Linked DNA regions of Homo sapiens: regions 2 and 3 are each linked to region 1. A link is an interaction called in ENCODE POLR2A ChIA-PET data of the cell type or tissue named here. Cell type or tissue: OCI-LY7. All regions are shown on one strand. Links, peaks and the distances in the headings refer to the core of each region. The heading gives the core; the rest is flanking DNA.

Region 1 (11,319 bases), core at 1-5,000:
ATAGTCACAGCTACGCGGGAGGCCGAGGTGGGAGGATTGCTGGAGCCCGGGGATCAGAGTTATAGTGAACCAAGATTGCGCCACTGCACTCCAGCCTAGGCGACAGAGCAAGACTCTGTCACAAAAAGCAAATGAACAATCAAAAACCCAACTTGAATTTTCCACTGTGGGCCTGACAGCTTCCCAAAACTTCAGAACTTTTCTGATGCTATTTGTAGTGATATTAATAGATGTAATCTTTGGGGATATTATATAATACAATATGCCAACATTTGGAAGATCTGAATAGCTCAGTGAGCTTCCAAATGACCAACGCATGGTGTCCCGTAATCGTGTGTGTATTCATAGTGAAATATAGTCCAATGGAGTTTAAAGTAACAGAGCAGGAAAAGTTCATTGATAATGAATTTGATTCCATTTGCAATTAATCTTTTTAAAAAAACTACCACTTGTTGAGTTTTGAGTTTTTGAATGGCATTAAAGAAGGATATCCACAAGTATCTGAAAGGTTTATAAAAATATTCCTCCTTTTTCCAACTACATATCTGTATAGAGCTGAATTTTCTTTACATATTTCAACCAAGACAGCGTAACAGATTGAATACAAAAGAAGGTATGAGAACCCATACGCTGTCTTCTATTAAGTCAACCATTAGAGATTTATAAAAACATACACATCTTACTCATTTTTTTAAACATGGCTTAAGCTTCATGAAAATGTTATTTATGCAAACGTGATAAGGTTATTATTTTTAAAAAATAAATTAATCAATTGTTTAAAAATTTCCCAGTTTTAAATTCCAGAATGGTATATGTCAATGGATCTGACCCACATAAACAAAAGTTCTTTGGGGTTTTCGATAATTTTTAAGAGCGTAAAGAGGTCCTGACATTGAAAAAAATTGAGAATTGCTTGTCTACAGAGTACGGTAAGGGTCTCTTGGGACTTTCAGGTCTATCAGAAACACACTGGGAACTATCAAAAGTAATGAAAGAATCTGGCCAGTCAGGATATGGAGAATAATTTCTTTGAAACAAGAGTAAACTGTTTCTAGGATACCACATCAATGCATAAGGTGCAGCGGGTGAATCAGAGCCACTGATTAAAAATAAAGGCAACATAAAGTACTGGGTAACTTTGAAAACAAAACAGCACAGACTTCTCTGACTTTAGTTGGTCATAAGAAATTTTCTCCAGCTCTTCATTTTTAAAAAAGAGAAATAATTTAAAGAGCAGGTTTGAATGAACAATAACTCAGTTGGTATCTCAATAAGGCCACTTTACTAGCGGGCAATCTGGGCAAACTAGTCTCTTAAGTTTGACCTTAGTTTCCTTATCTGTAAAATGGGGTAATAACACATACAGTTGTTAGTTATAAAGTGTGACACTGTTTACTTATATACTTGTCCCAGTACACACACACACACACACACACACACACACACACACAAATGTTAAAATATGAAACACTTGGTAAGCAAAAGTTAACCCTGGAAGCGGATTTGGCACAACTATGGGAAATGGTGGCCTTGCCTCATTGAGAACAGAGATTTTCTAACTGTGAAGCTTCTGGGCTCTGCAGTGGTTTGAATTTTGGGAAGTGTTCTGTATGTCCTTTAACTATCTGGTTGTCACTGAACGCTCCCAGCCCAATCATCCCCAGAGACTATTGTAATTAGTAACTGAGTAAGTGACAATGAAAGAGGGTTTATAAAGAAAATATATGCCATCCAAACAGAAAGTTCACAAGTTTCCTGGACACAGCTCTTTCTTTTCTAAATCTGTTTTTTGCTGGCAGGATGCAAGCAGTCTCTTTCCTTTACAGTCACAGATTTCAATGGCATTTTAAAAAGTACTAGGTCTCCTTTCTTTACTCACAGTGTGCATTTCCCAGGCATTTCTACAGAAGTTCAAACAGACTTCAGACACAAGATCACAGAAGATCCTTTCTCCAGAAACAATGACTGTTTCCTGCCTTACCTGCATTCTCAGTTGGTTTGCTTTGGAGGAATAAACTTAGTCTCAAATCCTTCTTCATCCAGGCAGTCATATTGAAACTGGATCAGATGGTGTTTAGATCTTTACAGCCTGTGGCCCTGAAGGAGTTCACCTCACTGAGCATTAGTCTTCTCATCTGTAAGAATATAAGAGTGTCTTTCAACCCCTACCCTGACCCTGTCCCACTGGAGGGCTTGCTTCTAAGAGGACAGCTCCTTTTGGAAGCATGAGCCAGAGACCCAACTTGAACCAGTGTCAGTCCAAGACTTGGATTCTCTTTTCAGGCTTAATGCCACTCTTCTTTTGCTTGTTCTTTCATCTTCTTTTAAATCTTAATTCCAAATGAGTCTCTTTTTTGTCCCTGATTAAGCCTTTTAATAAATCTTTTTTTCCTTGAATGAGTATTAATCCTTTTCCCTGAATAAACATAAAACATGTGCAGTGTTCTTTTGGCCTTCTGCAAGAATACATTGTTCTGTGTGGCCAAGAACCAACCTATCCGAGTACAAAATTTACTGCAAAGAATTTTTAGGTAGTGTCAAACAAGAGCCATTGAGGGCTAACTAACAATAAGCTTTCTACTCTTCTTTAAAGATTTGTCTAGTATATTTTTTAAGACTAACAAATCATCACTGAGTGCAGAAAGCCCAAAATTGCTCAAATAAGATGCATACCAGGTTAGTATGCAGTTCTGCAGCTCAGGGACCTAGGCTCCTCTTGTCTCGTAGTTCTGCTATGAATGGCCTCCATTCTCATGGTTGTTGTCATATTCTGAGACTGTTGCTCCAGCTTCAGCTTTTGCCTCCATACTTAACATTTCAGACTCCAGAAAGGAGGAAAAGGAAGTCCTATAAGAATTTTATTTTCCCCCAAGAAAAAATGCATAAAGTAGTTAAAATTACATCCCATTGGCCAGGACTCAGTCACATGGCTGTATCTAGTAGCAAGGGAGTCTGGGAAATGCAGTCTTTATTCCAGGCATCATGTGCAGGCTAAAAAGGGGAGAGGATTCTATTACTATACAGGAAGAGAAAACTGGGTATTGGGAGGCAACTAACAGCCTCTGTCACCAGTGGTTTTTATGCTGGTCTCACCATCTGGCCAGGAAGGAGAGATACAACAGGCTAAACCCAGAGTTGCCAAACTTTTTCTGTAAAGGGCCAGCTAGTTAATATTTTAGGCTTTGTGGCCATGCTGTCTCTGTTTCAATCACTCAACTCTGCTATTGTAGTGAAAACATGCATTGACAATATGTAAATGAATGTGTGTGGTAGGATTTGACACTTGGGCCTTAATTTGCTTACTCCTGAGCTAAACAGTAATACTAATACTAAAATTAAGACATATTCTTTACTTACTGTGAATGTGCGAGGCACTGTGCTGAGCTGAGCACCTCACAGACATTTTCTTAATTTCCTACAAAAACTCTGTGATGTAGGTAACATCATCATGATCATCACCAGTTTTATCTATGAGGAAACGGAGGCATGGAGAAATGAAATGATTTGCCGAAGGTCAATAGTTTGTAAGTGGCAGATGGGTTTTAAGTGGAGACATCAACTCTGGGACCCATTCCTACCTTTCTCTCTGAGAAAGTCTGGGCAAGGGGGCAACCAGAGGTTCATGACCAGGGATTTGCTCCAAGGCAGTGAATTTAGGAGGCACAAAAGACTTAAATAATGACTTTAAAAGTTTAGTACCTAGTTAGCAAAAATAGTTGGTTGAAGCTGTTAGACAGAGCGTTGGTAAGAAACCTCGCTGTGGGCCGCATCAAGAACTACTTTGTTGATTTAAGGGCTTAAGTGATCTTCTGAGAACCTTAATGTCTCCAAATCAAGGTAACTGGCTGTGTGTCGGTATTGGTGGGGCTTTTAGGGTGAGGGCCCCACTGCAGGTAGCTGTGACTAGGTCGGGGCTGCTGTGTACTAGCATGTGACTATGAAGAGAGCAGGAAGTGACATGTGTAGCTCCATAGGGCTGCTCAGGTCACGGTCTGAATTTCCATATGAGGTGGTCTAGTGGCCGGAGAAGGCAGAAGGAGACAGAATTCCAGGAACTGGGGAAAGCCTGGATGAATGAGAGAGGTGAGAGCCCCAGGGAGCTTTCTTTTCTTTTGTTTTTTAAGACAGGCTGGAATGCAGTGGCACGAACTCAGCTCACTGCAGCCTCAACCTCCCAAGCTCAAGCCATCCTCCCTTGTAGCAGGGACTACAGGCAAGTGCCACCACACCTGGCTGAGTGTTTTTCCTTTCTTTTTTTTTTTTTTTTTTTTTTTTTTTTGCAGAGATGGGGCTCTGCCTTGTTACCCAGGCTGGTCTCAAACTCCTGAGCTTAAGTGATTCACCTACCTCAGCCTCCCAAAGTGCTGGGAGAGCTTTATTTTCAAATAAAGGGCAAGACATTTGATTCGGAGGAGAGATAAAAGAGAAGGTGCCCCCAGATCTTGCTGCTAGAGTAATGCTTGAACCCAGCAGAAAACCCTCCTTCTCTGTAGGAAACTGGCAAGTCTATATTTTTAGCACCTAGCAACCTTGTATGACATACTAAGATTGCCCTCCAATGATGCTATCTCCAGGGAGGGCCGTTTAGCTAAGCAGAGCATGGGCCTCCTTGGCTGGAGCACTGACTTTGCCACCACAAGGCCTAAAGTTCCTTTCCAGCTCTTCATAATTTCTGGAAAGCCACCTGATTTCTCAAATCAGGGATAATTTATTATCAATAATCTGAACATTACATATGGTTTGCAGAGCAGCTGCATGTGTATTATTTCATTTGATTTTCATAACAACTCTGAAGAGAAGTGGTGAGCAAAATGAAATTAACACATATGGCTCTCAAATGCTAGGTGTGGCTGGTTTGATACTTTGCTGTGTACCATCTCATACAGTCCTTCAGCCATCCCGGGAGGTAGGCCATTATTATGTGCCTATTTTAAAGATGGAAAAGTAGACTCAGAGAACTTAAATAATCTGTCCAAGACCTGACGACTCACAGCTGGCATGTGATATTGCTTGACCTTGAACCCCATCTTCTGAAATCAGTTTCAGAGCCCCTCTCACTATTGTTCAGCCGTGGGTGCCCACAGAATGCACAAAAAGGAAGTAAACACTGGTGGATGTCAAGGACTTGGGCGGAAATCATCCTACCCAAATTCCAGAGCTACTGGTTCAAATAAAATTTAAAAACAACAACAGTCCCTGAAGAGAAGTAACCTGTGCAGGAAAACCGAGGGGCCTCTCAGTGGGTGCAGATCAGGCCTGGACATGTAGGGGCTCAGTACACCCTTCTTTAGTAATGGAGACCTGTGGCTGGGGACGGTGGCTCACACCTGTAATCCCAGCACTTTGGGAGGCTAAGGCGGGTGGATTGCTTGAGCTCAGGAGTTCGAGACCAGCCTGGGCAACATGGTGAAACCCCATCTCGGCCAAAAATACAAAAATTAGCCAGATGTGGTGGCATGTGCCTGTGGTCCCAGCTACCTGTGAGGCTAATGAGGAAGGAACGCTGGAGCCTGGGAAGTTGAGGCTGCAGTGAGCTGTGATCATGTAACTGCACTCCACCTGGGTGACAGAGCCAGACCCAGTCTCAAAAATAAATATATAAATAAATATATTTTTTAAGAAAAACAGTGAAGGCCTGTGTTCCTGATGGAACAGTGAACCTAACCAAGAAACAGTTGTTAATTTATTCATTCACCCATTCAACTGACATGTATTGAGAGTCACACTGTTCAGATGCAGGACACAAGAAGGCTGATGTCCAGTGACTACTTTGCAGTCAGGCCAGCTGAGGGTTTACAGATGGGCATCCCTTCTGATGGGTTGGAGTCTATGCCAGACCTGTTGTTAAATAATTTGGATACCACCACTAGATATAGTAATAAACAAGTTCCTGCCCTTGGGGCCTTATACTTTCATGAGGGGAGAGAGCTGATTTAAAGTCAGGCAGTGGTAAGAGCCATAATACCAATAGGACAGGGTGATGTGATGAAGGTGCATTAGGCATGGTAATCCTGAAAGGCTTTTCTGAAGAGGTGATATTTAAGCTGGCATCTAACATCAGGAGGGAGCCGGCCTCTGCAAGAAGGGCATCTCATGGAGAGGGAACAGCCACTGCGAGGGTCTGAGGTGGGAATAAGGCTGGTGTGTTTGAGACAGAAGGAAGTTCAGTGTGACTGGAGCACAGAGGGTGCGGGAAAGACAGGGGTACACAGGAGGAGTGGGGAGGGTGTGGCTGATTCACACAGGGCTCTGAAAGTGTTTGAAATTTCCTCTAAGTTTCAAGGAAACCATCGGAGGGTCTTAAACAAGGAGTGACATGATAGGATTTATGTTCCTAGATGATCACGTGGGTTGCAGTGTGGAGAATGGATTCTAAGGGGGCAAGACTGGATGCAGGGAGACTTGCTGGGAAGTTTTATAGTCATCTGGAGACTGTGACATGGACTGTGGAGACAGCCATGGTGATGGAGTGAAGTGGATTGCTTTGGGCTATATATTGGGTATGGAGTTGACAGCTGATTTGGACATATTGGAAAGGGAGAGGAATTGTGTTTGCCTCCGAGTTTTCGGGCCTGAGCAGTGAAGATGGAGAAGAGCAGGAAAGAGCAGGTTTTTCTGTGTCAGATAAGTTAAGTTTGAGATGCCTGTTAGATGAGTAAGTCAATGTGCTTTTATGTGCAAGACTTGTGGTATAAAAAGTAAACTACATAGATAACATGAAGAATCTCAGTCACATGATTGTAAAGGATTTCTTAAGGCTATTGCTGTGTAAGTGTGATAACATGTCAACACTCAGGGAAACTCTAAGGTGGTTATTAATTTTGGAGGCTATGATGTGCGCAGGAGAGTAGTAGAAGAGATACAGGAGAAGCTGGTGAGAGCCAGCTCATGAGAAGCCTCGTAAGGAGATGATGGGGGAACTACTGAAAAGATTTGAATGAAGAATGATGTGACCACATTGAGTGTTTTAAAAATCATTGTGAATGCAATATGCAGGAAAGATTGGAGGGACGTGAGGCTGGAGTCAGAGTGAACAAGGAAGATTTATTGCCATTGGTCCAGGTGATGGATGACAAAAGCTGGAACTCAGCTGATGACCACACAGAGGAAGCAGAGTGAGCAGATGCAAAAGATTTTCAAAAGACAGATGTGACTGTATTCGGGGATCTTTTGGCTGTGAGTGTGACAGTTTTCAGCGTGGGCGCCTGGGTAGATGCTGGGGCAATCAAATGAGATCCAGAGCATAGGTCCATGAGGACAGGGGTGGATCTTATTCTATTCTGTTTTTCTGGTGCCAACCCTTGTGCCCGTTTTCACTCTGAGGAGCTGATTGGCTTTAGCCTTTCCACTAAGTTCTTCCTCATTCAAGAAAGCCTTGTTCAATGAATTAGCCGAGAGCTAAATGGGATACCTGGGGCAACAGCAACATTTAAGAAGGCATTAAAGAGACTTGGTAGGTGTTAGGGGAACCAGAAACCTGGAGAACCAGGAACCAGCAGAATGGAAAGTGAAGAAATGGTCAACAGCCGTACTGAATGCCAAGGGAAGGTCAAATGAGACAGGGATTTACAAGTGTTCTTCAGGTTAAGGCAGCAGCAGTGTTAACCAGAGCAGCTTCAGTGGTGCAGCGAAGGTGGAAGCCAGGCAGTGGTGGGTGGAGGAATGAACAGGACAGGAAGTGGAAAATACTTGGCTGAAAAACTTGTGGGCAGTGTGGACAGAGTTGGGAGTTTTCTCACTCGTTTCTCAGTTTTCTCTGTGAATTAGGAGGAAGCAGATAGTCTACTGAAGCTGAAGGAAGCCATGTGGAAGATTTAAAGTCAGCAGTCAGTTGAAAAAAAGAGTTTTAGAAAACTCAACTTTGAGAAGTAGAAAACTTTGATAGAGACTTGAGTTTGACCTTGAGTTAGCCAAAGTGCAGAGACATGAAGTCTTCTACTTGAGGTCATAGAATATGTCTCTGTCTGAACTCAGAATTAATCCTGGGGGGAAGAGGGTACACTTGAATGCCTCTGCTCTTGATTTTGAGCTTGGTACCTTTGGACTTCGGTTTCATTTAGTATTCCAGGTCAGGTCAGTTTGTTGTTTTCCGTTTATAGGGTTGATTCACTTTAGCACTTCCAGTAAACACAGAATAGCTTGCATTTGGACTTCTATCCACTGCTGACACCAGTAGAGGCTGGGAGGCTGTTAGGCATTCTAAGTGCGGCCCTTCAGAAAGAGACGTTACACTCTTGTTTCTTCTGATAGATGTTGGTAGCTGTCCAGAGAAAAGTTAAAGTTCCCATTGCTTTTTCCAGAAAGAGTAATGGGGAGCCCTTGTGTTCCAGCCAACAATCCCTCTTCTCAATAAAACAAATAGGTTCTAATGCTGGCAGCGTTCGAAGCTGTTGCTGAGAACATAAAGGCTGCTCTGTCTCACTCCGTGGTAAATATACAGCAAACATTTAACTCATTACTAGATAAATCACACTGAGATGACTCAGAAGAAGATGTGTCTGGTACCGGCTTTTAATTTTTTTTTAACCTTGATGAATATATTTCTCCTTTCTTGACTAATTCATTCGCCAATACTTAACTAAATGTATTTAACAACAGCAATTTAAACAAGGCAACTAATGAGAGAGATGAATTGTTTAAGGAAAATATGTGGCAGAGATTCTTCATGCTCACCCAGTGGTCAGGTGTCCCTCTCCCTTTCCAAGCCTTCATGGGCCAGGTGGGTCTTGGACAATTCTGGCCAATGGGAAAATGGACAGGAGTGAGATGAACATTTCTAGGTAGGCCTGGCACTGAAAATCTTCCTGTGGATCCTCTAGCTCTCTTTTCCCTTCTATGATGATCATGGAGACCATGTGCTGTAGTTGGAATATATTTAAGATGGAGGAGGGCCGCCCAATTTGTATCAGGCACTATGTGATCAAGAAGTAAGTCTTTATTGCATTAAGCCATTGAGATTTCTTTTTTTTAGAAAACTGTTACTGACAAAGCCTATCCCAACCCAATTAATACATAAATCAAATGATATCACCTTATCAGGGAAGACAAGGTCCTTTATAAGTCCCCAGAGATAGCAGACGCCAGAAGGAAATAGAAGAGTTATCTATCTCAGAGCTGTCTAGACAAAGGTCTGCTTTGACTTAACAGCAGAGTCTATACATCTGTAGAAATTTCCAGAGGTCTTTGCATTTAGTTGTTATTGTGGACTATAGTATATTTCTTTGAGGCTTTCAACCATCAGCTAGCAGTCAAAAGAATGACCATTTATGGTCATTTACTCATGTGCTGGCATTTCCCAAGGCCACATTCGCCTATGAGTAAACAGTGGTTGTGATCACAATAGCCTCCCACGGTTCCCTATCTCTTTTTGCTGCCCAGTGGTACAGGTCCTGTTATGGGGCATCTCTATAGGATGCCTCCCATGCAATACTGAACAAGTCTGATCATCTACAGCTCTCAAATGTCATGCTCATTTGTTCTCTTCTTTTGTGGCAGGCCCCTCCATGGGGTACTAGGTTTCTGCCAGGTATTCCTTCCTGCTCACCCTGTACATGCCTATTGCTGAGTCTGTCTGAGGCCATCAGGGACCACCTGTAGTTCGGCGTTACTTCCGTTTTTGCTGGGCACAACCGGTAGATAAACTTAGTGAGAACACAGTGCTGTACTCAGACTTACTTCCTCCTACAATGACTAAGTCAAGTCATCTGTCTCTCATTTTCTTCACTTTTAGAATACATTTTATCCAAGAGACTTTTGTCAGGTCCACCTCACCAGTTTTCCAGATACATGCCAGACACGTTGAATCTAGCCCTATTTATGAGGCAAACAGTGAGCCCTGTGACACCTGTAATTATCATTCTCTTAAACATTTTGTTAATGTTGATGTTAGAAGTTTACTAAGCTTCCTAGGAGATTCTTAACCATTTTTCTTCACTCTTTGACTCTCTTTGGCCTAGGCCCTTCCCATTTTGTCTGCATGACTCCAGGAGGGACAGTGCAATTTGGAGATTAGGAAACAGATGACTAGGGACTCTGGGTCCCCTCACTGGGCCACAGTCTGGATAACACCTTCCTGCTATCTACCCACTACAAATAGAGCCCCAGACTTAGTGTCACACTCTGAATCTGGGGTTATGTCTCGAGGACTCCAGTCCTTTTCTGCCCATTTCTACAACATATGACTCATCTAAATCTGCTCCCTGCAACCACAGCTAGCAACAAGCTGGTCTGAGAAGGCTGGCTTTGCATGGGATTGTCTCTGTTGTTTGTCAGTCTATTTAAAACACTCAGTACAATTGTCAGGAAATATGCTTTGACTGCCTGGAAGAAAAGCAGGAGTAGTAAGCAAGTCAGTGCTTTGAAAAACCTACAAATATCTAAGAAGCCCTCTCAATCACCTTTTGTTTATATCCAGATATGCAGAGCCTTATTTGACCTATTTCCTCATCAGCAATGGATGTGTTTTATTGAGGTCCTCCTACGTGCAAGACATTCTATAAAATTCCTTGCATGTATTTTCTCATTTTTCATGAAAACTGTGTTGACTAAATGTTATCTCTGTTTGGCAGAAATGGAGATTGAAGTTCAGAGAATTTAAGTACAAGTAGTAGATGGCAATGCTGAGACTGAAACCCAGGTTTATCTTTTTCTTAAGCCTATGTATTTTTTTAAAAACTATGCTGTGCTGTTGTAGATGAAAGTTTCTAATCACTCCAGCACTACTTATCTACCCTGTGCAGCTATGCCTGGGCTTACTATAAATGTTCAGAGCAGTCTTGAGCCCTTTCAGCTCTGTCTCTTCCATGCCCTCTGCCAATGTGGAGGGGTAGATGAGCCTCCTCCTTCTTACTGGTCTTGGACAGCAGGAGTAGGAGTGAGGATTAAAAATAATAGATCAAATGCACTCACACATCTCCCAAGAACGAACAGTAGGATATGGTTTGGATATTTGTCCTGCCCAAATCTCATGTTGAAATGTAGTCCCCAGTGTTGGAGGTGGGGCCTGGTGTTTGAGCCATGGGGGCTGATGCCTCATGACTTGGTGCTGTCCTCACAATAGTGAGTGAGTTCTTATGAGTTCTGGTTGTTTAAAAGTGTGTGGCACCTCCCCAACCCCTGACTCTTTCTTTTACTCCCACTGTCACCATGTGAGATGCTTGCTCCCCCTTTGCCTTCTGCCATGATTGTAAGCTTCCTGAGGTCTCCCCGGACATCATGCAGATGCTAGCACCATGCTTCCTGTACGGCCTGCAGAACAGTGAGCCAATTAAATCTCTTTTCTTTATAAACTACCCAGCCTCAGGTTTTCGTTTTTTTTTT
Region 2 (11,683 bases), core at 6,493-11,492, 200 kb before region 1:
TCTGTAAAGTTTTTCCCGGTGAGCAATGTTTTCAACTGAAAATGTTCCCTTGTAATTATGCCTCTGTCTGTATTTGTGCTTTTCTTTTGCTTGACTTCCATTCTGTTTATTCAGCAGTTAAGGGCCATGCCACAGTGATCAGCTGACCGAAGGACAGCCTCGTGATGTGCTTAGAAAGCAAGAAAGTGGAGCCCAAATAAAGAAACCAGATGCACGGCTTCCCTCCCAACACAGCAGTTAACGTGGAGAGGAATGATCTTTTTGAGATGCCCTCCACTCTCCCTTCCCTGTTAAAGATGGGAGAGAGAGAGAGAGAGAGAGAGAGAGAGAGAGAGAGAGAGAGAGAGAGAGATCAGATGATCAGATTTAGGAATCTATCCAACCTAAAAAAAAGAAAAAAGAAATCATCAGATGCGGCTGAGGTACCAAAATTGCGAGACGCTGCTAGTGCAGTATCTGGAGCAGAAGCCACTGGCCTTCGGGGAGTCGTGGCCCAAAGCTGTTACTTCCCATTTCCCTTTCCACCCCACCTCAACAACAGCGGCAACATCACAGACAAAATCAGTACCGAGGGCCTGAAAAGCTGATTTTTTTTTTTTTAGCATTTAGCAACATCCCTTGACTAATGAGTGTCTTTATCATATCACAAAAAGCAGAAGCCAGGAAAGCATTACGGTTTTAGGTGTATAGTTTTTAAGTAACGTTCCCTTGCATTTATTTTTTGTTTGTTATTGAGACAGGGTCTCAGTCTATCACTCAGGCTGGAGTGCAGTGGCATGATCATGGCTCACTGCAGCCTCAAACTCCCAGGCTCAAGGGATCGTCCCACGTTCAGCCTCCTGAGCAGCTGGGATGACAGGTGCGTCACCACACCTGGCTGATTAAATTTTTTTTTTTTTTTGGTACAGATGGGGTGCTGCCCACGCTGGTCTCAAACTCCTGGCCTCAAGCGATCCTCCCTCCTTGGCCTCTCAGTGTTGCGGTTATAGGCATAAGCCAACACACCTGCCTCCCTCTCATTTCAGAATTTTATTTATTCTTCTGGATTTGAGCACATGCTACTAAAGAGGGAATCTACAACGAAAATAAAGCAAGACCACTCTCAAAGCACATGGTAGCACATGGAGCAGGGTCTTCAGTGCACAGAGGGCCTCACAGCTAGTCCAGGCCCAGGGGAGCCAGGACGGTAGGTGAACACAGGGGTCTTTGTGTCTTGTTCACTGCGGTATCCCCAGAACCCAGGCCATGCTTGGCACATGGGACAGCACTCTGAGTGAAGCAAATAAAAATAAGATTTCTAAATCAAGGCTTAACTGTGGAAAGCAGAGGTGTCTGATAGTTGTCTGGGATTTGTTAGGCAGCATAAGATGCTACATAGTGAATGTGACCAGAGTTAGTTTTATATAAAAGAGAATCACTGGACATACAGTCAGTCAGCCCTCTGGATCTGCGGATTCTGCATATGTGGATCAAACATATTAGGAAGACAAACATATTAGGAAAAAAATACAATAACAGAAAAAAAGCCAGGTGTGGTGACTCATGCCTGTAATTCCAGCACTTTGCGGGAGGCTGAGGTGGGAGGATTGCTTGAGGCCAGGAGTTCGAGACCAGCCAGGGCAGCACAGGGAGACTGCACCACTGCAAAAAATGAAAAAAATTAGCCGGCGTGGTAGCATGCACCTGTGGTCCCAGCTACTTGGGAGGCTGAGGTGGGAGGATCACTTGAGCTGGGGAAATCGAAGCTGCAGGGAGCCATGATCATGCTACTGCACTGCAGCCCGGGTGACAGAGCAAGACCCCATCTCACAAAACAAAACAAAACAAAACAAATAAAGGCCAATACAGCATAACAACTATTTACAGAGCATTTCCATTGTATTGGGTATTCTAGGTAGTCTAGAGCTGATTTAAAGTGCAGGGGAGGATGGGCATAGGTTATATGCAAATACACCACCATTTTATATCAGGAACTTGAGCATCCGAGGGTTTGGTATCCATGGAGGTCCTGGAATAAAACCTCTGTGGATTCCGAGGGATGAGTGAATATTTTAATGGAAAAGATACTTGAAAATAGAACTAGAGGTGGGCAGCTCCCTGGAGAACATCTCTTTAATCCAAGCTGTGAGGAGGCCAGAGGCCATGCCTGCAGGACTTCCATCCCTGACGCTGGTGTCCCTTTATCGACCATCAAATGGTGGTTGCATGGGAGTGTGGGCACCATTAGGACAAGGCAGCTCTTTCCTACCTCAAAACAGTGATCCTCAGCAAGGACCGGAAGACCAAAGTACCAGGATGGCACGGATCTTGGTGTACATACGGCAACATTCACTTGGACACTGTCAGTGGGTCACACTGAGCCCCCTGAAAGAAAATGATGACAACACAATGCTCCTAACACAGGGTGACCACAAGCAGTTATCTTTCTCAGCATTAATTCAGTAGTGTTATGGTTGGAGAAGAAAACCATGCAGCTATGTGGTGATATATTATAGAGGAATTGGCATATATATTACTAGTATAAAGTGAGTTTTAAATAAAACCGAAGTTAGCAACAGTATGGGTAATGGAAACTATCACACAGGAGGGCATCTCGTAGCTTTGGCTTTAGATATGACGAGGTTCTGTTTCACATCTGATCATTACTAAGGGAGTACCTCGTGGGTAGCTTGTTTTGTGTTCTGCTTTTCCTCTCGTTTGTCTTTCTCATGGATGTAAACACAGTAAATGTTTCTTCTCCTAAATATTTTTAAAAACATTATTTTTATTAATTTTTTTGAGACAGGGTCTCACTCTGTCACCCAGGCTGGAGTGCAAAGGTGCAATCTCAGCTCACTGCAGCCTTGACCTCCCTGTTCTTAAGCAATCCTCGTGCCTAAACCTCCTGAATAGCTGGGACTACAGGTGTACAGGTACACTATGCCTGGCTAATTTTTTTTTCTTTCTTTTTTTTTTTTTGTAGAGATGAGGTCCCACTATATGGCCCAGGCTGGTATTTGTTCCTTTTTACTGCTGAGTAGCATTCCAGTCTGTAGACACACAAGCACCTGTTTCTCCATCCACTATTGATGAACATTTGGGTGGTTTCCAGGTTTTGGCCACTATGAATAAAGCTTCTCTCAACATTTAAGTCTTTATATGGACTTATTTCTTCATTCCTCTTGGGGAGATTATCCCCAAACTTTTCATGGCTAATTTTTGCCCATTTCTTTAAGTACACTCTTACTTGTCCTCCACAGAATGTATGTTTTCCATCTTATCTTCTCCAGCTTTTAGCCAAACAAGGTTACCTGCAGATCCCTATATCACCCCTAGAGTTTCTAAACTCCACCATGGCTCACACTGTTTCCTGTGTCTGGAATGTTTCCCCCTCTGTCAGAGTCTCACCCACCATTTCAGTCTCATCTCAAAAGCCTCCTTTTCATTAATTGTCCCTGACTCAACCACAAGAAATTGTCTCTCTTCACTGAACTTTGTAGCTTTTTGTACAGCACCTGTCCACAGTTAATCTCATTATTAATAAGTGGTAGTTACGTTCTATAAAGTCTCCACAAACACTGATTTAGCAAAGAGTGAACAGCGACTTGCTCCTAGAGGAAACGCAGGGTTAGGTTCCCACGAGCTTCTGCCCACGATATTTTCACCAGCCCATCAATACATGGCCTAGTTTTACGTGTTTCTGTTTCAAGACACTTTATTCATGAACACTGAACTCATAACCAACAGGGCTACAGCTCGCGCATGAACAAAGCTCTCTGACACATGTATTTTCTCGCTAAGGCCCATCCTGGCATTCTTGGGCTTAGAACACTCGACAGCATTTCCGCACAATGTTGAGGGCATTTTAAATGGCAAAATCACCAATACAAATGCAAAAAACATATCCCTAAATAGACTGCAGAAAGGACACTTGGTTCACAGTACAGGAGCTGACACAAGAGGCAGACCATTGTGTAGCTTGACCTGAGATGGGAATATGACCATTGGGTGACTCAAGTTTGTCACTGTTCTACCCATATCTGCAAAGGACTATGAAAGTGCCATGACCATTTTTAGTGAATAGGGAAATTCACAAACGAATCCACAGATAATGATTGACTGTACTTGCATGCTTATTTCTCCTTTATAAGCTCTAAGGTGGTGACTGTCTCTCGTGTCATCAAACACACTGCCTGACCTATGGCAGGAATGTGATACTGAAAAGCATTTGGGGAAAATCATAGAAAAATTAAGCTAGACCCTGTCATCAAATTCATAACGTAACAAAATTTGTTGCCCACCTACTATGTGCCAGACCTAAGCTGGAAGCAGGGTATAAAGCAGTGAAGAAAATGAGAGAATGTGGCTAAGATTAGGAAGACTAGCAAAAGGAGGAAGTAGCAAATTCAAAATGTGAAATTTTTGAAATATAAAGATGATTGTGCAGATTGAGAACTGAGAAATTACTATTGCTACCTTAGCACAAACTGGAATCAAAAGGACAAAATGACAGTTGGCCTAAGGTTTTCAGTGAGTACTACTTATTCTTTACTCGTTTCCAAATTTGGGAGCCCCTTGTTTCTTGTAATGTGAAGCCAGTAGTTACCTGTTAACTGTTAGCATATTAATAATAAACAGAGGCCAGGCGCAGTGGCTCATGCCTGTAATCCCAGCACTTTGGGAGGCCGAGGTGGGCGGATCACTTAAGGTCACGTGTTCAAGATCAGTCTGGCCAACATGGTGAAACCCCGTCTCTACTAAAATACAAAAATTAGCTGGGCATGATGGCAGGTGCCTGTAATCCTAGCTACTCAAGAGGCTGAGACAGGAGAATCGCTTGAACCCAGAAGACAGTGGTTGCAGTGGGCCGAGATCGCGCCACTGCACTCCAGTCTGGGTGGCTGAGCTAGACTCTGTCTCAAAACAAAAACAAAACAAAACATAATAAACAGTAGAAAAGAAAGAGATTATGGTTAATAAAGAGAGCAATACAGGTGGAAGTTTAAAAATCTTTGCTGTGTGTTTTTGTCATTCGATATTGAATATAATCATGCTTTGAGATACTTCATAACAAAAATCACCTATTATCATTCACTGGAATGGAAACTGCATATATTGCTTCTCATTCATTACCTTAGCAGAGCTTGGTTGTCTGGGTTAGCAAATTGGTGTTCTAAGATGTGTATGCTGTTTTATTACAAAAAGAATTTGGCAGTTCAGCAAAAGGGCACGTGAAAGACTTGTGTTAAAAACCAAAAGGTAGTAGTTAAGACTTCAATTCAGATTAATAAAATGTGGGCTTGTTTCATGTCACTCACTCTCAGGCAATGTGTTGGCTATCAGACCCAGTGGAGTTTAACCAGTGAGAGTCCCTGCTCTCTGCTGCTCATCGTTTAGTCAGAAGCCTGTCTCTTCACCTTTCTTGGGAAAGAATAAGACAGGATTTTTACATACTTTGCATTTAATTTTCTTCTTTCTTTCCTCTTCTCTTGACCAGTGTTCTCCAGAAAAATATTCTCCCATGTCCCTCTGCTTCAATTTTGAAGAAAAACAAAAAAGGACATTCATTATGTCTAAGAAGAAGCCACTCAAACACTTTGGTCCATGAAAAAGCAAACTTTAAAATTTGAAGTAAAGTTAGATGTAACAGAGGCCTCAGGTTGAAATGCCAATTTCTGAATTTTCCAGAATATCCACAAAGATCTCTACTTCTTCATCCCCCTCTGGCACCACACAGAAGATACCAGAAACATTATTTTTGGGTTTCATTGTTACATTTATCTATCCCAATAGTATGATTGTGCCTTATTTCAGTTTTCCAAATGCAAAGCGTTCCAGCTAATTAGTGGGCTGGCCTGGGAACCTACTGCTTCTAATACTAGTTCTAGGGGAAAATACATACTACATTCAAAATGGCTGTACCCACTGGTTAACTTGAATAAATGTTAGAAATTAACTTGGCCTTCATGTTAAGAGTCGTTATCATCAAGTCTGGGTGCGGTGGGGCACGTTTGTAGTCCCAGCTACTTGGGAGGCTGAGGTGGGAGAATAGCTTGAGCCTAGAAGTCCAGGATGGGCAAAACAGTGATACCCTATCTTAAATAAAAAAAGAATCATCATCAACTACTGACCTTTTGCCATGTATGAAGTTATTTGCTATGGGGACACAAAGACACACCTGTCCTGACAGTCATACCTTGGAGATATTGCAGGTTTGGTTCCAGACCACCATAATAAGGTGGGTATCACAATACAGTCAGTCACATGAATTTTTTGGTTTCCCAGTGCACATAAAATTGTTTACACTATTCTGCAGCCTATTAAGTGTGCAATAGCATTATGTCTAAAAACAAAATGTACATTCCTTAATTAAAAATACTTTATTGCTAAGAAATGTTAACAATCATCTGAGCCTTCAGCAAGTCATAATCTTCTTGCTGGTGGAGGGTCTTGATGGCCGCTGATTGATCAGGGTGATGGCTGCTGACCGATCAGGGTGGTGGCTGCTGAAGGATGGGGTGACTGGGGCAATTTCTTAAAATAAGACAACAATGAAGCTGGCTGCATCGACTGACTCTTTCTTTCATGAAAGATTTCTCTGTAGAATGTGATGCTGTTTGGTAGCATTTTACCCACAGTAACGTGGAGTCAATCCTCTCAAACCCTGTGGCTGCTTATCAACTAAGTTTATGTAATATCCTAAATCCTTTGTTGTCATTTCAATAGCGTTCACAGCATCTTCGTCAGGAGGAGATTCCATCTCAAGATACCACTTTTTCTCGTCCATAAACAGCAACTCTTTATTTGTTCAACTTTGATCATGAGAGTGCAATTCAGTCCCATCTTCATGCTCCACTGTTAATTCTAGTTCTCTTGCTATTTCCACACCTGCGGTGACTTCCTCCACTGAAGTCTTGAACCCCTCAAAGTCATCCACGAGGGTTGAAATCAACTGCTTTCAAACTCCTATTAGTGTTGATATTTTGACCTCCTCCCATGAATCATGAATGTTCTTAATGTCATCTAAAATGGTGAATTCTTCCCAGGTTTTCAGTTTACTCTACCCAGATCCATTAGAGGAATCACTATCAATGGCAGCTATAGCCTTATGAAATGTATTTCTTAAGTGATAAAGACTTCAAAGTCTAAATTATTCCTTCATCCACAGGCTGCAAAATGGATATATTAGCAGGCATGAAAACAGAAATCTCCTTATACAACTCCCTCAGAGCTCTTGGGTGACCAAGTGCATTGTCAATGAACAGTAATATTTTGAAAGAAATCTTTTTTTTTTTTTTTTTTTTTTCTGAGCAGTAAGTCTCAACAGTCAGCTTAAAATATTCAGTAAACCAAGCTATAAACAGATGTGCTGCCATCCAGGCTCTGTTGTTCCATTTCTAGAGCACAGACAGCGTATATTTAGCATAACTCTTAAGAGCCCTAGGATTTTTGGAATGGTCAATGTGCATTGGCTTCAACTTCAAGTCACCAGCTGCATTAGCCCCTAACAAGAGTCAGCCTGTCCTTTGAAGCCAGGCACTGATCTCTCTTCTCTATCTATGAAAGTCCTGGAGGGCATCTCGACACCTTCTTCCACTCGAAGGCTGTTTCATCTACATGGAAAATCTGTTTCATGTAGCCACATTATCTTAGTTTGATCTTCTGGATAACTTGATGCAGCTTCTATATTGGCACTTACTGCTTCACCTGCCACTTTTATGTTATGAAGATGGCTTCTTTCTGTAAATCTCATGAACCAACTTCTGTTATTGTCAAACTTTTCTTCTGCAGCTTCCTCACTTGTCTCATAGAATTGAAGAGTGTTAGAGCCTTCCTCTGGATTAAGCCTTGGCCTACGGGAATGTTGTGGCTGGTTTGACTTTCTATCCAGGTGATTAAAACTCTTCATATCAGCAATAGGCTGCTTCACTTTCTTATCACTTGTGTTCACTGAAGTAGCACTATTAATTTCCTTTGAGAACTTTTCCTTTGTATTCACAACATGGCTGTTCGGTGTAAGAGGCCTAGTTGTCAGGCTATCTTGGCTTTCAACATGCCTTCCTCACTAAGCTTAACCATTTCTGGTTTTTGATTTAATATGAGCGATGTGTGACTTTTTCTTTCACTTAAGGTTAGAAGCCACTGTAGGGTTATCAATTGGCCTAATTTCAATATTGTTGTGTCTCAGGGAATAGGAGGCCCAAGAAAAGGGAGAAAGACAGGGGAATGACTGGTTGGTGAACAGTCAGAACACACACACTGGCCGGGCGTGGTGGCTCGCACCTGTAATCCCAGCACTTTGGGAGGCCGAGGCGGGCGGATCACGAGGTCAGGAGATGGAGACCATCCTGGCTAACACGGTGAAACCCTGTCTCTACTAAAAATCCAAAAACTTAGCCGGGCGTGGTGGTGCACGCTTGTAATCCCAGCTACTTGGGAGGCCAAGGCAGGAGAGTCACTTGAACCCAGGAGGTGGAGGCTGCAGTGCTCCGAGATTGCACCACTGCACTCCAGCCTGGCAACAGAGTGAGACTCCATCTCAAAAACAAACAAAATCTCACACACACACACCAAAAAAACCACATATTATCAAGTATCGGTTAAGTCTCACACAGACATGGTTCAAACGTCACTTAAGCCTTAGATGGATATGCTTCATGGTGCCCCAAAACAATTACAACATCAAAGATCACAGATCACAAATCATAATGAATGTAACAGTAATGAGAGTTTGAAATATTGTGAGACTCATCAAAACGTAATACAAAAGACACAGAGGTACATGCTGTTGAAAAAAATGGTACCAATACATTTGCTCAATGCAGGGTTACCACAAACCTTTAATCTGTAAAAAACACATCTGTGAGGTGCAATAAAGTGACACACAATAAAACAATATATGTCTGTATCTAAGTGGAGAGGTCAAAGTAGCAATGAATGCCAAGTAGGCAGAAAATATAGCAAGTGCTATGAGAAAAGGTGCGGTTTGGAAAGGTCTCATGATGGTGACCCTTGATCGGATCACTGGAAAGTTAAATTTAAGTACAGAGACAAAGCAAATGGCATGGACGAAAGTACACTGGTGGGGATGTGCAAAGCCTATTAAGGGAAGTGATTAGACCAATTTAGTTGTAAGAGGACTCTGTTGGAAAGTAATGATCCTGAAGAGACAGGTAAGGAACAAACAAGTCTTACAAGTAAGCTCAATGAACAATGGGGAAATAATAAAGATTTCTGAACAGGATTGTGTGGGCATAGTGTTATTTCTGTAATATACTGTAATCTAGCTGCAGTGTGCAAGGAAAGAGTAAGAACTTGGAATCAATTAGGTCACAGTGTGAAAGGGACGAAACCTATCAACAATCCATGGATGAGTTCAAAGGTGAAAATTAAAAAAAAAATATATATATATACATATATATATCTGGAGCCAGGTGCAGTGGCATGCATCTGTAGTCCCAGCTACTTGGAAGGCCAAGGTGGGAGGATAACTTGAACTCAGGAAGAGGCCAGCCCAGGTAACACAGCAAGACCTTGTCTCTAAAGAACAAAACCAAAAACCACTGGAAAGGATTTCCATGGTGAAGATACCGCAGTCTTTGTTCACGGCTATGAGGATCAATAAACACTTCTAGAATAAGATCAGTAAGCTGTATTGGTTCTACATCACGTCAGGGGAAGGCTGCCCTCAGAAGAGGAAGAACGGAGTAAAGAAGGGAATCTGTAAAGAGGGAGGCACTAGAGAGAAGTGTGCTTTGGGTCCATTTTAGGCTTAAAACAAATATGCAGACATGCAAACACTAGAGTAAGTTCTTCAAGTGTTTTTCCTGGAGAAATAATTTGTTATACTCCATCATAAAATGTACACTCTTTAGACAGCTGAACATATAATACAAATATAAACATACCTGATCTTCAGGTCAGCCTTCCAAAGTTTTATAATCTTTGCAAAGCTACCAACCTTTGACATTAAGAGGAAAAATTCAATCTCAGTGAATGAAACATCAAATTCTGATCCATTGAGATGTCCCTAGACCAATTCAGATAAATAGCTAACTTACCTGTTAATACTGTTGAGAGAACAATACTTCACAACCCATTTATGTAAAAACAAGGCCCACTTTTAGGACAATGCAGTTCCTAGTCAGAGAGAAGGGGTTGGCTCAGATAATAGTTTCACATTAATCCTTACAACACCCCTGTGAGGTGAGTTTAGCATTAATCTAATCACCTTCGTTCGACAAGGAGAGGCAATATAAACAAGGAACTGTCCCAGGATTACAGAGTAAATCTAATGAAGACATCTGAAATCACAGCATTTTGGGAGGCTGTGAGCCGATCACTTGAGGTTGGGAGTTCAATGCCAGCCTGGCCAACGTGGCGAAACCGTCTCTACTAAAAATACAAAAAAAATTAGCCAGGCGTGATGGCGTGTGCCTGTAAACTCAGCTACTGGGGAGGCTGAGGCAGGAGAATCACTTGAACCTGGGAGGCGGAGGTTGCAGTGAGCCGAGATTGCTCCACTGGACTACAGCCTGGGTGATAGAGTGAGACTCTGTGTCACACACACACACACCACAAAAAATAAATAAATAAATAAATAAATAATAAAGTTGAGAGGTCATAACAAATACAAAAACTCACTACAAAATTGTTTTCTTAGGCCTTTTCTCTCAGTTGTCTAATTGTATTTTCAGATGGAAGCAATACAAATTAAAATGCAGCTGAGCCATTTCAAGTAAAATGGATATAAAATTGTAGCACCAAAAAAGCTGAAGCCAAAAATATATTCATTTGCCATACAGGAATAGAAGTACTTTGTGATGTTATATGGGAAGCTATGCCGATATCCAGCATATAGATATTAAATCTGGAGTAGTCTCTAGTGTCACTACATTATTTTCTACGGCAATATGGCCTACTTCCATTACTCATGGGCTGAATATTTTATTTTATTTTATTTTATTTTTTTGAGACAGAGTCGTGCTCTGTTGCCCAGGCTGGAGTGCAGTGGTGCGATCTTGGCTCACTGCAACCTATACCTCCTGAATTCAAGTGATTCTCATGGCTCAGCCTCCAGAGGATCTGGGACTACAGGCATGTGCTGCCACGCCCGGCTAATTTTTGTATTTTTAGTAGATGGGGTTTCCCCATGTTGGCCAGGCTGGTCTCAAACTCCTGGCCTCAAGTGATCCACCCACCTTGGCCTCCCAAAGTGCTGGGATTACAGGTGTGAGCCACTGTGCCCAGTCTGAATATTTTATCTTATACTGTTTACCTCTTAAATCTATCCCTGCTCACTAGAATTGCCTGTCAACATTACATTGGGATAGAGAAAACTGGTGACACGTCAGCTAGTTTTGCTATTTATAGCTGCTTTGATTAAGTAGGTTTAAAGCTAACAATTAGTTTTGGACTACCCATGGAGCTGATTTTCTGCATAATTTCCCCAATATAAAGTTAATTAATATTAGATCAAAGATGACACAGGTTAAACAAGATTTTAAAAGAAAAATAAAATTTCAACTTTTTTCCCTCAAACGCCTGCAATATAACACACATCTTTGTCTAACGTATTAGTTGTCACAGGAGACATTTGGCTGACAATTTGTTAATATAAAAATTTTCCTGAGAAGTCTAGTTTACATGAACTGCCAATTCCTCTACCCCCAAACCCCTTTAAACATACAGATGAAGGATAATT
Region 3 (5,000 bases), core at 1-5,000, 51 kb before region 1:
GTAATAGAGCCACAGGCTAGAAAGAACCTGGGTCTCTGGATGACCTCATGGAGCAGAGCTTTTTTCTTACCCTTAGGTAAGATTAAGTTATGTACTAGCACACCAATGAAATTATTTACATCCCTAGAACAGGAACCCTGTCCATTATTTTTATGTGTGTTTTACAGAGCAGGAGTTTCCAAACACAGTCAGGTCAATAATATTCTTTTTTAAAAAATATATATATTTTTTAGAGATAAGGTCTCACTCTGTCACTCAGGCTGGAGTACAGTGGGGCAATCATAGCTCACTGCAGCCTCTAACTCCTGGGCTCAAGCAATCCTCTTACCTAAGCCTCCCAAGTAGCTAACAGTAATATTTTTGACAGTATTTTCAACTAAGTCAAAATGAAAAAAAAAAGAATAAGGTGCAGAGAGATAGAGCGACATGGCAGCAGATTCATTCCAACTTCAGGGCTTTCATTATTATACCACCCCGTAACCCTCTGACTACCCAGTTTTTTGCAACAGCAGTGGATCAGTAATACTTCTCACTCTTCAAGACCAGAATCCTTCAAGACAGTACCTCCTCTATGTCATCTTCACCACTCTTTTATGTGATACACTTCCTCTAGATCCAAAAAAGAGAAGAAACTGAAAGACAAAGCTGGGCGAGTTGACCATGTGTACGTCGGAGAGGCTTGCCCCAAGCTCTGGATAATACATCACTGGTGCCATGTGCATCTGTGATGAAAATGTGCAAGGTCTGGATTCTAAATGTTGTTTTAAAAATGTGTTAATTTTTACTTTTTAAATTGACAAGTAAAAATTATATATATTTATGGTGTAAAACATGATGTTTTGATAGATGTATAGATTGTAGAATGTTAAATCTAGCTAATTAACATGTTCATGACCTCATATACTTATCATTATTTTTGTGGTGAGAATACTTAAAATCTACTCTCTTAGCGGTTTTGAAGTATTCAATATACTGTTATTAACTATAGTCATCGTGCTATACAATAGATCTCTTGAACTAAAGAAAAAAAGGAATAATGCAGTGGTAAAGAAAATGAAAAGCCACAGACTGGTAAGAAGTACTTGCAAAACATATATCTGATAAAGAACTAGTGTAAAGAACTCTCAAAACTCAATAATAGGAAAACCATAGAGCCCAGTTAAAAAATGAGCAGAAGAATTCAACCAACATTTGATCAAAGAAGCTACATGGATGGCAAATAAGCACATAAAAAGATGTTTTACATCGCTAATAATTAGGGAAATGCAAATCAAGACCACAAATACCATTAAACACTGAATTGGAATAGCTAAAATAAACAAAAATCAACATTATCAAACATTAGCAAGAATTTGGAGCAATTGGAACTCTCATCTATTGCTGATGTGGCTGCAAAATGGCACAGCCCTTTGGAAAACAGTTTGGCAGCTTTTTGTAAAGTTAAATGTATGCTTGCTGTAGGACCCAGCAATTTCTTTCCTAGGTATTTACCCACGTGAAATGAAAACCTATGTCCACACAAAAATCTGTATGTGAATCTTTATATTGACTTCGTTTGTAATCACCAAAAACTGGAAACAACCAAATGTCACTCAGTTGGGCAATGGATAAACAAAATGTGATACATTCATGTAGTTGAATACTACTTAGCAATAAAAGAAACGAATTACAGATATATGCAACAACATGGCTATATCTCATATATACCAAGTGAAAGAAGGCAAAGACCTTATCCTGTATGATTTCACCTTATGAAACGAATGATACATGATAATCTTGCAAAGGTAAAACTACAAGGACAGATAACCAATCAATGGTTGCCAGGGGCTGGGGTAGGGAGAGGAGTGGATTGCAAAGGGGTGAAAAGGAATTTTTTAGGGTGATGTAACTGTTTTACTTAACTATTGCATCCTGGTGGTGGTTACACAACTCTATACACTTTTCAAAACTTGAAGAACTGCACAATAAAAAGGGTAAAAATCTACTTTAATCTTCTGTAAATTGAACCTTAATATAAAAAAGGAAAAAAGAATAATATAGTGAATTTTTAATAAAAGTATTCAATTTAAAAATGGTATCTATCACATACACATAATTCATAGCACTAGGTTGTTGATAACCTAGCGTAACTTCTTTTACCACGTCAAATAGGAGAAAATAGGTCCTAGGCTGTGAGGCTTTGGCTTGTTGAAACTCTGCTATTTACAATTTACTCAAAGGATGTATCATTTTATTCGCAGCACAAAGGCTAATGAAACAGCTTTTATTTAGGTATTATGCCTCAGACTCAATTTTCAACAACCTTAAATAAAAACAATGTTATGTCTTTGTAGTCCCAGAGAATGCTAATCAATTCAACTCAATATCCCTGAGTATACTTATGTATTGCACAAGGAACCTAAGATTCAGAGGGGATAAAGGAATAGCAAAGGTTCCACAGCAGGAGCCCCTTGTACTTTGATAAAGATTTGGAGGGTTTCCAGCTCCCAGACTCATGCTTAGTCCACTAGGTCACTTTGAAAAGTAATTTGATATGAAAAAGATCGACTCATTCTGTAGCTAAGAGAATTGGAAACAACTACTGTACTGTGTGTATGTTTTATAAACAAGTTTTTATTACACAAGCAGTATATGTTCACATGTTTAGTGTGGAGAAATTAGAAAAGATAGTCATATACAAGAAATTGCAGACACAATGAATGCATACTCCACCACAGCAAGTGTCGAGAAATTCTCTTCTTTGTTACATATACGAAAGGAAGAAAATAAATATGATTTGCTAGGCAGTGGTTCTCCATGTATGCAAAGACACCTCGTGTTATTATTTTAAGGTGTTACACTGATGTTACACTAAGTCCAATTGCTCCGAGAATTTATCCAATGCAAGGATCTCACAGTCATCATAAATGTCAACATTTTCCTTCCACATGCAGCTGTTCTTTGAGTCTCTGTCTTGCTCTCTCTCTATAAATGTGGTTCATGAAAATGATGAGAATTAGAACATTCATTCTCACCTCTTCTGTAGTCTACCTAGGACATGAGTTTTAGGTGGGCTCATGGCCACTCAGAATGTTATTTTTCTCCCAGCTGGATGTGGACCACGTGACTAACTTCTGGATGTGCTTTTTCTCTTTTTTGTTGCTGGAATGCTAATGGGATGGCTGGGGTGGAGCAGCCACAGTGGACCGTGATGCGGAGCTAAGACTAGCAGAACAACCGAGAAGGAGCCTGGGCCCTTAGCACTATGGATGGAGGGCCACATCAGCCCTTGAACTGATGACGTCTGGGTTTCTTTTTGGTGAGCAAGTGCCTTCATGGTTAAGCCACTACCATTTTGACTTTTCTGGTACTGAAAGCCAAACCTAACTCTAACTAGTACATTGGCTAAGAGGTATTAATATTTTGGAGAGTATATTTTGCTATAGCTTTTGATTTTCATATTTTGTTTTGGGTGATGATACTAATTCATTAATTTGACATTTACCTATAGTGGTGCCACATAATGACGTTTTGGTCAACAATAGACTGCGTATACGACAGTGGTCCCGTAAGGTTATAATACCATATTTTCACTGTACGTTTTCTATGTTTATATATGCTTAGGTAGACAAATATTTACCATTATGTTACAGTTGCCTACAGTATTCAGTACAGTAATATGCTGTACGGGCTTGTCACCTAGGAGCAATAGGCTATACGATATAGCCTGGGTGTGTAGTAGGCTATATCATCTAGGTTTGGGTAAGCACATTTTATGATGTCCGCACAACGATGAAATCACCTAACGACGCATTTCTCGGAGCATAACCCTGTTGTTAGTGACACCTGACTGCAATGAGTTCTTGCTGTTTGTTAGAGACTGTTTTGATGTAGGTGATATTGCAATGAACAAAACAAAAATCCCTACCCTCTTAGAGCTAACTCTCAAGTGGAAGAAGAGGCAATGAACAACAAATATCTAAATATTTCAATATCATGCCAGTTATCAAGCTATTGTCAAGCTATTTCCTCAGCTCCAAATCACCCTCTTCCTCTGGTTCGTGACACTGGTGCAAGGACCCTGCAAAACACTTTTGTGCTTTGGTCCCTGGATCCTTGTTGTGTTCTGACAATAGGAGACACGGGAGGTTTCCTGGACAGCAGGAAGAGGAAGAAGGAATCTGGATGCTGTTTCCTGTTTGCCTTGCAGACCAGCCCCAGCTCATCACATTCCTTCAGAAACACCAGCATCAGCTACAGGTGCCTCCTTCTTAGTTGTCTGAGACTAACCTCCCAGTCTCCCTCAAATCTCCTCTCTCCTCTCCATTCTCACAGGCACGCATTTCATTCAGGCATTCACTGGTCCTTCTGCCTTCATTCATTTTTATTCCCCTCCAATATATCCTCTACTTCCCGCATTGCAGGAAGCCTCATCTCCCTACTTTAATCTTCTAAAATTCAATAATTTCCAACCTCTTTCTTTTGCTCCCCCAGCCCTAGGGGTGAGAGCTACTTTCTGCTGTTGTTACATTCATGAAACTGGGGTGTTCCCCTTTTGCATTTTCGGTTCTACAATCCTTTATGTTCGTTTCTCCCTGTAAGATGGCTGGTGTGGGTTTTCACTCAACCAGACCCTGACTGGTACAAGGTGAGATTGTGTCACAATGATAGAGACAGGAGATGATGTCTCCAGAGGTTCATTATGGCCTCCCAGACAGGGCTTTCAGCAGGCGTTACTTCCAAGAGCCACCACATTCGTGCTCTAGCTCTTGGCTTGCTAGGTTCACGAACCAATTTGGTCAGGGTGCCTGGAGTTGGCCAGGTTCTTAGCGATAGGTCTGGGCAAAACAAACTTACAGGGGATCAAGCTGTGGGTTATAAGCCGATCACTGTTTTGTTAGATGATGTGAATTTGGGCAATCCAGTCTCTCCGTTAGCCTTCCTCTCTTTTTATGTAAGCCTACACAGGGACCCAAATGTGGTCAAGGGCCCCTCAGTGAGCACGAAATCCCAGCAAAGGG

What was found. Peaks named below come from ENCODE experiments on the same cell type or tissue, not always from the same donor. Only the 100,000 strongest peaks of a DNase experiment are listed, where the experiment ranks them.
Region 2: POLR2A ChIA-PET joins it to region 1 with 8 read pairs; 3 of 35 experiments call an interaction of 5 or more read pairs at or near these places.
Region 3: POLR2A ChIA-PET joins it to region 1 with 7 read pairs; 3 of 35 experiments call an interaction of 5 or more read pairs at or near these places.

The regions. Positions count from the first base shown.
Region 1 is chr6:149,209,439-149,220,757 of GRCh38, reverse strand. It overlaps a transcript of TAB2 not described here. Among named protein-coding and RNA genes, the nearest start is that of TAB2-AS1, 42 kb to the left of the region's middle. RefSeq lists enhancers at 2,892-2,981, 7,547-7,666. In OCI-LY7, for the core only: no CTCF peak of the experiment used is centred there; a DNase peak (open chromatin) is centred at 2,937.
Region 2 is chr6:149,412,254-149,423,936 of GRCh38, reverse strand. No RefSeq gene overlaps it. Among named protein-coding and RNA genes, the nearest start is that of SUMO4, 18 kb to the right of the region's middle. In OCI-LY7, for the core only: no CTCF peak of the experiment used is centred there; no DNase peak of the experiment used is centred there.
Region 3 is chr6:149,266,440-149,271,439 of GRCh38, reverse strand. It overlaps a transcript of TAB2 not described here. Among named protein-coding and RNA genes, the nearest start is that of TAB2-AS1, 11 kb to the right of the region's middle. RefSeq lists an enhancer at 1-91 and a silencer at 4,621-4,821. In OCI-LY7, for the core only: no CTCF peak of the experiment used is centred there; a DNase peak (open chromatin) is centred at 4,569.